2 separate regions of the Mus musculus genome follow, and region 2 is linked to region 1. Evidence: chromatin contacts called from ENCODE Hi-C or POLR2A ChIA-PET data. All regions are on one chromosome and are shown on one strand. The core of a region is the stretch at or near the end of the contact, and the rest is flanking DNA. Distances in the headings are between cores, read along the strand shown. Region 1 holds the start of Pgrmc1 (progesterone receptor membrane component 1). Region 2 holds the start of Akap17b (A kinase (PRKA) anchor protein 17B).

Region 1 (5,179 bases), core at 921-3,420:
AAACTGAACATTTTATATGCTTTTATTCACCACTGATATTTCCTCATTTTTCTCCATTATGACTAGAGGATTTCACTTGTGATTTTCTTTTCTTTCTTTTTTTGTTTCTTTCTTCTTTGCCACATGGTCTGTGAGTGTGGTATGTATTTGAGTATGCATGTGTGTGTATGGGGGGGTGTGCTTGTGTGGATGGCAGAGGTTGAAGTATAGTGTATCCCTTAATCACCCCCCCTTAGATAGCAGGGCAAAAGATAGTCTGTTAACCTGTTGCCCACTCCCCAGCTCTGCATTAAAGGCTAGCTGCCAAACCCTCATAGCTTTTATATGAGTGCTGGGGATGGTGAAGCTGGTCTTCCACTTGCATGCCAGTGTGTTTTGCCCACTAGGCCATTTCCTCAGCCTCTTAACGATCTTCCTATCAGTTAACATGAACACTGAAAGATAGATTCTTTTTTTTTTTTTTTTTTTTTAAATATTTATTTATTTATTATATGTAAGTACACTGTAGCTGTCTTCAGACACACCAGAAGAGGGCATCAGATTTCATTACAGATGGTTATGAGCCACCATGTGGTTGCTGGGATTTGAACTCATGACCTTTGGAAGAGCAGTCGGCACTCTTAACCGCTGAGCCATCTCACCAGCCCCCTTTTTTTTTTTTTTTTTTTGGCCATATTAGTTTCAAATGAAAACATTTTTCACAAGTTTGTTATTTTTTAAGAAATATCTTTGCTGCTCACAGTACTCTGTGAAAGGGATAACTGGATTCTAACCGGAGCTGAGTGCTCTCAGTTTGAGCTTGTTTCATGATGATTAAGTTGAAGAGTTTTGACAAAAGATCTGGAGGGGCCGGTTTAGCTAATCCTAAATTTAGCTCTGGGGGAAAAAATGTGTGGGCTGGATATAAAGAGTGTTTGACTCATTACACTTTAAGAAGATGGGGGGGGGCAGGGATTACAGCAGTGTTTGCCAAAAGTTTTCAGAATTTAGCCAATTCTCTGCACAAATCTCTTGCATGTAAGTGGTGTACAAACAGGATTGTATGGAAAAGTCGTGCCCTGCTCTGCAGATGTGTGCATGGCTTGGTTTTAATTATTCTCCTTTTTCTTATGTTACCGTTTCCCAATTACAATTTAAGGGGGGGGGCAGCCAGATTAGGTCTCTGAAAAATAGGCACAATCCTTGTTCCATAGAGGCCTGCTCCCGTGCAGCCTGTTTGCACACCAGAAGCCTGGGAATCTAAAAAGATAAAATCTAGGATCCTTCCAAACTCCAGCGTTTATCAGGGGCTGTGCTCAGGGTTACAGTGACTGCCAAGGGTAGTTTCCACAGACTTCAAATAGAAGAATGCTGTCAAGCAACGGAACTTTGAACATTATTCTGGTATTTCTATAGAAAAAAAAGGCTCAACAACAGAATGTCAGTTGTTGATTACTGGTGCCTTGTGACTAAGCATAATTGATGATTTCAAAAAGAAAAAAAAAAACTTTAAGAACAAACGCAAAATCTGGCGATCTGAGCTCCAGATTTTATAGAATTGACAGGCCTGTTACCTGACTGGCTGTCCTTTGGGTGTTAGTCCCACAGCTTTTGGGCAAGAATTGGAGGCGAACCATCCCAAAATGGATGTTCGAATAGTCTAGGACTGTAAGGTGAAAAGGAGTTGAAGGCATGATATTAGAGTATCCCAAAACAGCTACCTGGCTCTAAGGGTATGGCCCAGGGGAGAGAGTATAAGGGGCTTTAAAATAGAAGCGAAGCAAGAGAAATGCGACCTCATTTTAACTGACGTCATTTGCCGCGAGGAGCGGGCCCTAAAGTCAAGGCTTCCCCACAGGGTCAGCGGGAAGCTACCCACTGTACCCAAGAGACTGAGCTGTGTGTCTGCGAGCTGCACTATGATCTGAGGGTGCCCGGAAACCGGGGCAGAGGCCCAGCAGGTAGAACAGAGAGGTGGGCTGGGCTCGGTGGCCCTGGTTGACGGAGCGGTTGAGGGAGAAAGACCAAGACCCCCGAGGCTACATAGGGGGCCCGAAGCAGAGGCCGAACCAGGCCCAGCTTGCCCGAGCCAGCCCGAGCAGGGCGGGGCGCTTAGGTGGCCGCGAAGGGCGGGGGCTTATAGGCTCCGCCCCCGGAGCCCCGCCCCTCCCGAGCTTTTCTTCCTCTGTCAAAGAACGCTGCGCGCCACTGTTCGCTGGGAGGGCGGAGGAAGCGGACTGTTCCGGAGCTCTGCCTAGCCGGGCCCAACCTTTGCTCCAGAGATCATGGCTGCCGAGGATGTGGTGGCGACTGGCGCCGACCCGAGCGAGCTAGAGGGCGGCGGGCTGCTGCACGAGATTTTCACGTCTCCTCTCAACCTGCTCCTCCTGGGCCTCTGCATCTTCCTGCTCTACAAGATCGTTCGCGGGGACCAGCCCGGTGCCAGTGGCGACAACGACGACGACGAACCACCCCCGCTGCCCCGCCTCAAGCGGCGCGACTTCACCCCTGCCGAGCTGAGGCGTTTCGATGGCGTCCAGGACCCGCGCATTCTCATGGCCATCAACGGCAAGGTGTTCGACGTGACCAAAGGCCGCAAGTTCTACGGGCCTGGTACGGAGGCAGGGCCAGGGGGTCGTGGAGACAAAAGAGGGGACCCTGGCGTGGAAGCGGGGCGGGAGAGAGGCCGGGGGAGGTGGGGCGCCCCCGTGGGAGGGTCGGAGGGAAGGCGGGCAGCAATGGGAGCGGGCCGGGGGCACGAGGCTCTGGGTGGGTGGGGGTGCGTACGGGGGGATGGGATGCCCGAATGAGGCTGAGCCTTGGAAACCGCGGGTGGGAGGGACAGCGAGGTCCGAAGCCCCGGGATATTAGGGAACTTTTCGAAGGTAGTGGGCTTTGGGGCGGGGGTCCTGAAAAGAGGGGGAGACTTCGGATTTGAGGGGAAAAAATGAAGGTGTCTCCAGAGAGGCCCAGACACTTGAGAAGACGTGGAGGCCGATGACGCCGGAGGAGCCATGGTGGAATGTAAGGGTGTGTAAAGAGAGAAAGTGGAGAAGGGGATTAGTGTCAGGTAAAGCAGCATTGTTCCTGGCGGAGAATGTGTGTGTGTGTGTGTGTGTGTGTGTGTGTGTGTGTACACTGTGTGCATGCGCAGTGAATGTGTGTTTGGTGTACACCGTTTGTCTGGGGGGTGGCGCTTGGAATGTGACATGTGTTAGGTATGTCTTTGGTATGTGTATGTGCGTGCAGAGTGGGGTGGACTCAGGCTGGATGATGAATAAGCGACCAAGCTTGGTTGGATGCATTAAGAGCAGTGTGTGGTGGACTATGGTAACATGGTGAGATGGTCAGAAACACCATATTTAGTGTATGATAGAGTGGGGAGACTGGGAGGTGGAAAAAATAAAATGAAATGAAACGGGGGTGGGAGGGAGGAGTGGAAGGGTCCTGAGAAACAATAGGGTAAGGCTGTGAAGCCCGATGGGTGGGGGGATTTCAGGAAAAGCCAACCAAGGGGAAAACAAGAGATGGACAACTCCCCAGAAATGAGGCTTTTCCAAACTGGATTGCCTATCACAATCACCTGATGCTTATGAAAAATACAGATTCTTGGCCTGACCATCCATAGCCACACTTAGATCTCTGGGGCAGGGGAGAGGGCTAAAAAGATCTACATTTTACTCCTCTGCTGTAGGGAAATGGGGAATCAGCCAGATTTAGAAAGCCCTGCTTTCTAGAACATTTAGAGAGGAAGAAGAGGCTTTAGCTCTCCCAATATGGATTCCTCTAAGCACCAGGAACTCGGGGCTGGGGGGTGGGTATGTTCACATGCTCATTGGTCTGAGAGGGAAGACTAGCCAGCACTAATCCAAACCAGACATACCCACTCTGTTACGTCTCAGAGTCCAGCCAATCAAAAGCACATGTGCCAAAGGCTTTTTAGTGAACTCTCACTCTTCCTTTCTGCTTTCAGACATTTTAGAAAATTACGTTCTGTAGGCATGTGACTGCAAAATAATAGGAAAACTACATATTGTTTGTCACTGTAGTCACACATTATCCATAAACAATGGTGTAATTACCCATAATTATTAAGCTAAACCATAAGGTAATCAACACAAATGCACGAGGCCTCGTCATCTGGTTGTATTTGCAAAGTCATCACATGGGGATCCTCCGTGCTTTCAGAGAGCACAGCTGGAGTCAAGCTGTCTCCATTCTAACCAGGTAGGTTACAGTTTGCAGAGTCATCCTGCCGGATATCGATGTGTGTACTGGAACAGCTACAACTAGGAGTCAACCTGCACTCTACATTCTAGCCTCGCTGTTGTCCCTGACCAGCTGTGTGATCTGGTGCAACGCCCTATGGTCTCAAGGCCTTAGTTTTCCCTCTGGGAACATAAAAAGACAAGCACGCCCCCAGTGTGAGGAGGCCAAGGAACACTGATAGTATCATAGTGGAAATATTTTCTGTTACAGAGTACTCTTAGAAGTGAAGCCATTTGAGTGTCTAGTACTCTGTACAGCACAGTCGTAGATGCTAGCGAGTAGCAGTGAGTGAAAAACACAAAGCTCTGCTCACCAAGCATCTAGTTAATATGCTTTGTAGTGAACAAAATATACTCTCCAAAGACTATTAATATTTGCCTTAGATCTTGTTTAAGTATGCATTACCAGTCCAGGGACTGTAATTTCTAAAATGGTAAGAGTCCAAACCAAGACTTTGACTTTGTTTCCAAGCACTAGGTGATACTATTTCCATTAGCAGTATATATTTTGTGAAAAGCATATGAATTTTGTTCTTTTTAAACCTTCTCTAGTGGCAGCATGCAATGAGGACTGAAACCAACCCCTATTTTAGAATCTTAGTTGCATTTACAAGATGATCCTAAGGGTTTGAAGTATATCTCAGCACTAGGGTGCTTTCCTAGAATATGCAAAGCCCCAGTCCTACAAAAAATGGATCTTAATATGTTAGAAAGAAAAACAGTTTGGTCGACTAAAGTTTCAGATAACCACACTGTAATGAAATACCAGCCATTCCTAGTTGGTATGACGATTTTAATGTCAGAGTTGCTATCTAGCCTCCTTTTGGGAAAACGAGGCATTGCTTAAAGTACTCCGAATTCCTTTCATTTGTTTGTGCAATATTTAACTCTAAATAACCACTTCAGGTGGATTCAGATTGATCCACTGTCCT
Region 2 (5,179 bases), core at 1,629-4,128, 47 kb after region 1:
GTCCCAGTCCTTATACTGTCTCTTCTGAGAAATGCTCCCTATATTCCATGTAGACCATGTTGACTTCAACTGTGACCTGCCTCCAACTGCAACTAAGCTTTTAAGCTTCTTAAAAAGCCAGGAATATGTTGGAAACAACAACAACAAAAAAATCTGTAAACCTGAATGGAGATTGAATCTGAATTCTTAAAATACCACTACCAATAAAACTCTTCTCTCCACTACTCATAGTTAATGTCTTCTGAGGAAGGAAGAGTCAGCTTTTGTTAAGGGTCCTGCATGCTGCAGTGGATGGTCCCCAAGCCATGACTATCTAGGCAGCACAAATTAACTCTATGGGTTATTTTTTAAGAGAACATGGTGTTGGGAGTCTGAGAAGAATTAGGAGGGAATAATGGGGTAAATATGATTAAAAGACTTCATATGCATGTATGAAATTCTCAAAGGATTAATAAAATACTATTTCACCGGGCAGTGGTGGCACACACCTTTAATCCCAGCACTTTGGAGTCAGAGGCAGGCAGATTTCTGAGTTCAAGGCCAGCCTGGTCTACAAAGTGAGTTCAGGACAGCCAGGGCTACACAGAGAAACCCTGTCTGGAAAAAACAAAAAACAAACAAAGCAAATAACAGAAAAATAAAATATTATTTCTTTAAAAGGATTCTATAATTATAATTAAAGTAAGATTTCTTTTCCATTCTGAAAAAAAAAAAAAAAACATAAGTTCCTTTCTCTGACAAAGGCAGGGGTGCATGCTGGGAAAATAAAAGGCATAGCTAGCCTTAACAGCAGAGAGCTTCTTCTCTCTCTCTCTCTCTCTCTCTCATGTGTGTACACACACACAATACACACACACCATCAACAAGCCTCACCATTTCTTCTGATGACACATGGATCCAGTAAACTTGGGTCTGTTGCCTGAATATGATATAAAAAAATAGACCAATGAGCCACACTTTTCTTGTGTGATATTTGGTTAAGAATAAATGGGAGACCTCGAGTCCACCTACTGCAGAAGATGGTTTCTGCATGCCCTACCCTCTACCTTATACTTCCTCTTCAAGTCAGCCCCAGCCGTCCTCTGATGGGTATAGCAGCTGGTATTCCCTGGGCACCAGTGCCTGGAGGCTCATTCCACTTTTCCATGTGCTTTACAAGAACTGAAGTAAAAAACACTTTCATGGAAGTTACCCCATGCTTCAAGTTACTCCATCCTTTTGAGAGGATACACTCCCCACACAGGAATAAAAAATAGAACACAGAAATATGCGGCTACCAGCCCGGCGTGGTGGGGCATGCCTTTGATCCCAGCACTCAAAAGGCAGAGGCAGCTGGATTTCTGAGTTCGAGGCCAGCCTGGTCTACAAAGTGAGTTCCAGGACAGCCAGGGCTATACAGAGAAACCCTGTCTCCAAAAACCAAAAAGAAAAAAAAAAAAAAGAAAAAGAAAAAAAAAAGAAAGAAATGTGTGGCTACCAGAATCTCACATGCTTTAAAAAAAATTTTCTTTTAAAAAACTGAATTTGAGAGATCCCCACTACATTTTCAGAATTGAAAAGGCATCCCTATCAATTATACTTCACAATCTTACAGTATTTCAACAGTATGAGGTTTCAAAGGTAGATCTGAGACAGGAAGAACATCAGGTAAAATGGGTACCATCTTTGAAACCCTGTGGGAAATAAAAAGACCCAGGTAGTCCCCATACTGCAATTCAGAGTTCCAGGGTTCCAATCAACACATGTTTAGAGTTAGTGACATTCAAAAGTGCTCAGGTAGTGACTGGTTTCATAAGCAGGTGATAAATGTAAAAATGGTACTAGTCCCAGTGACCAACATGCTCAGAGACAGCAGTATCCAAGACATGAGGCTCCCCAACTTGCTTTCTTCCCTGATACTTCTGCCCATCTACTCAAAGCTCAAGACTATGCATTCCAAAGGCTTAGAGGTTTACCCTGCTTTCTTGGGTCAAATTAGAAGCAGTTTAATTCCATCCACGGTAGGAACCTCACAAGGCCCTTGGTGGTCATCAGTGGGCAGAGGCAACGGACCCTGGGTAGTGGTTAACTGGAATGAATGTCACTGAAGCAGATTGAGAACCAGAGCCCTTGGCTTTTGCATACAGCAGGGAGGAGGGCATCCTTCAGCTTTCCTAAGCAATCTAGTACACCCTAAGGAAAAGCTTCCAGTGACCTCAGCTGCAGCAGCGGCCACAGCGCCCCCTAGTGCGGCACCAAGACCCAAGAGAGCAGCCGAATGGATCCAAGGGGGAAAGCCTAGGGGCATCTCTAGAAAACCTGGTTTCCACCTAGAGCAGGCCTGGCTACCTGGGTTCTCTCCAAAACCCCTCCCAAGTCCTCACTCAGGGTCCAACGCGGCCCTGCCTCCCAGGCACCCAAGACTCCGGTAGGCCAGGGCGGCCGGCCAACCGGGACGCAGAAGGACGCAGCCGCCTGGTCGATTCTCAGAAAGGGGGGGGGGGGTGTTATCGGGAGCCTCAGCAGCCGCTGTACCTTCACGCTTAGCTCCGCTGGGGTAGCGGAACCGCTACCGCTCCTGCCGCCGCCTCCCTCCAGCCGCCGCAGTGTCAAGGATCAACCCTCCTGGTCGCTCTCTTCCACCGCCGCGGGCGAGGCCAGCTGTTGAATGGCTCAGGTCGCGACACAGAGTCGTCCTCGCCGCATCCGAGAAGGCGACGCAGGCGCGCGCGCTCGTGCCAACGCCCCGAGCGCCCCTCGCCCCGCTGCAGGCCCCGTGAGCTTCCAGGTGGCTGCCTCCTGATTCCTGGCTGGGGGCTACAGGGTGCAGGTTTGCACGCCTGCCTGCTCCAATCCCTTGGTGGGCTCCAGCGGACCAATTGACTCCCCTCGAGAGCTCCGCCCCCTTCGCTGCCATCCCTTGACTTGCCGGCAGAACCAATGGCAACCACCGACTAGACCCGCCCCTAGGATTTCCCCAGGGCCAATCGCCTTCTCCCGAGCAAGCATTAAAGTAACCCCGCCCCTCCTGTACAGCCAAGCAAGGGCCAAAGTTAATTCCATTGCAAGGTTCTAACTAGCTCAAGGTTTTGTCCAGTTTACTCACCGCCCACCCCACTGCCTAATTATGTGATTTAGAGACTGCAGACACCACCAACACCCACCCACTACACACACACACACACACACACACACACACACACACACACACACACACACACACACACAGAGAGAGAGAGAGAGAGAGAGAGAGAGAGAGAGAGACAGAGAGAGAGAGAGAGAGAGAGAGAGAGAGAGAGAGAGAGAGAACAGTGCTACAGGCCTTTAATCCCAGCACAGACAGAGGCAGGCGGATCTATGAGTTCAAGGCCAGCCTGGTCTACAGAGTGAGTTCCAGGACAACCAGGGCTACACAGAGAAACCCTGTCTCGATAAAGAACAAGCACAAGAAAAGAAAGAGAGCCAAGACTGGGGGAGGGGGATGCAAGCATGAGGACCCAGCTCAGATCTGTAGCAAGGGTGTAAAAGTTGGAATGTGGTAGGGTGAGTTTGCAATTCCCATTGCAAAGGGAATGGGAATTAGGCCAGAGGTGGTGATACTGTGTGGCTTTCTGGACCTTGCTGGTCAGCCAGGCTAGCTAGGCAATTGGTGAGTTTCAGGTTCAGTGAGAGACCCCGTCTCACAAAATAAGGAACAAAGCAATCAAGAAGACACCCGATGTTGACCTGTAGCCTCCACACACTTGTGGACACATACACATTTTTTACAAGAGAAAAAAACATCACGGAGAGACTTACCCACCGTCATAGCTGAGAACTAGCCACTCTCTTGACCAGATCTTCCCCATCAAGAAGTCAGCAAGAACCTAGGAGAACACTCACTGGTTGTGGGTTTATTTTCTTCTTGTCCAGTATCCAGTACAGGAGCTTAGACCCTGTATGCTGGGAAACTTCCAGGAACCAGGCACCAAGACTCCCTGACTCTGCGATGGTCACTTTGGTCTCTGGCCTTCTAGCCTGAGGATAAGCAAAGGTAGCCTTGCCTCTCCTTCTCCATGGTTTTCTAACAATTTAAAGACCATTCTCCTGGCCCACTGTTCCAGGCTCTGATGTTCAAAGACACAAATTGAGGGTCTTCTCTGAATGTAAGCCAATTGCCTTAAATCTTTTGAAAACAGACACCAGGAACTAAGTGTCCCTTCCAACCCTTGCCCAGATGACATTTCTTTGAGTTCATCAACATGGAATTCACTTTCTCAGATGACAAATCACAAAGTTGACACTTAAGAGATTTACTGTCAACTCCTTCCCTGGGGAGGTTCTCACAGCAGCAGCTGTCACAGGGCTGGTTTTGCTTGATTACCTGGTGTGGAGGTTAATGTTAATTTCATTCACTTCCGTCAAGACCCCTGCTGCTCACTCTGGCCTAAATAAATCATCCCTCCTGCTTGATTATCCGACTCTCATCCTCTTTACACAATTGCCACAGAGCCCCCTGGGCGACTTCTGGCTGGGAAAAGTTCTCAACACTGAGTGTTGCCCTTGTCCATTTCACAGCGGAAGCTACAACTCTGGTTCTAAAATACAATAGGGTCCCCATACTGCATCCCCACTTAAAGGCCCATCACAGCTGCTAATGTTTTCCCACTACCCTCTTGCCTCCAGTGCTCTTAGAATAAAGCCCCAACCCACTGCACTGCTTGTAAAACCCTTTGTAATCTGGAATCTGGTCTCACCTGTCCAGCCTCATTCCTAGCTATTCTACTGCCATCTCAGAACACTTTACACTTTTTTAAAAATGGATCTTGGTTTTGGTGGTGGTGGTGGTGGTTTTTTGTTTTGGTTTGGTTTGGTTTCCCCACCACCACCACCACCCCCCAGAAGGGGTTTCTCTGTTTAGTCCTGGCTGTAAAGGAACTCACTCTGTAGACCAGGCTGGCCTCGAACTCAGAAATTTGCCTGCCTCTGCCTCCCGAGTGCTAGGATTAAAGGCATGCACCACGACCGGCTCTCAGAGCACTTTATACTTCTAATATAAATTCCTATTGTTTCCCCAGTGAGCTATGTTATCTTGCATGCCTATTATACAAAGTCTAGAATAAGTTGATCCTTATCAACCTCTGCCTGACCTACAAATCATAGATGTATCTTTTTTATGCACTGTGCAAATATGTGCAGATATGTAATTATGTGAGATGTG

Evidence for each region. A loop is a pair of places that touch in the nucleus more often than their neighbours do. ChIA-PET counts read pairs that join two places held with the same protein, here RNA polymerase II (POLR2A).
Region 2: a loop to region 1 is called in a map of heart, with 5 times the contacts of the local background. The contact joins the promoter of Akap17b here to the promoter of Pgrmc1 in region 1. A Hi-C loop is called at or near these places in 2 of 37 maps with a recorded cell type or tissue (both heart). POLR2A ChIA-PET finds 5 or more read pairs at or near these places in 4 of 5 experiments (Patski and embryonic stem cell).

Annotation. Positions count from the first base shown.
Region 1 is chrX:36,596,023-36,601,201 of GRCm38, forward strand. It overlaps Pgrmc1 (progesterone receptor membrane component 1), which reads left to right and starts at 2,171. Exons shown (of 3, transcript NM_016783.4): 1 at 2,171-2,592. The coding sequence starts at 2,265.
Region 2 is chrX:36,642,536-36,647,714 of GRCm38, forward strand. Akap17b (A kinase (PRKA) anchor protein 17B) reads right to left here and starts at 2,879. Exons shown (of 7, transcript NM_001081956.1): 1 at 2,515-2,879.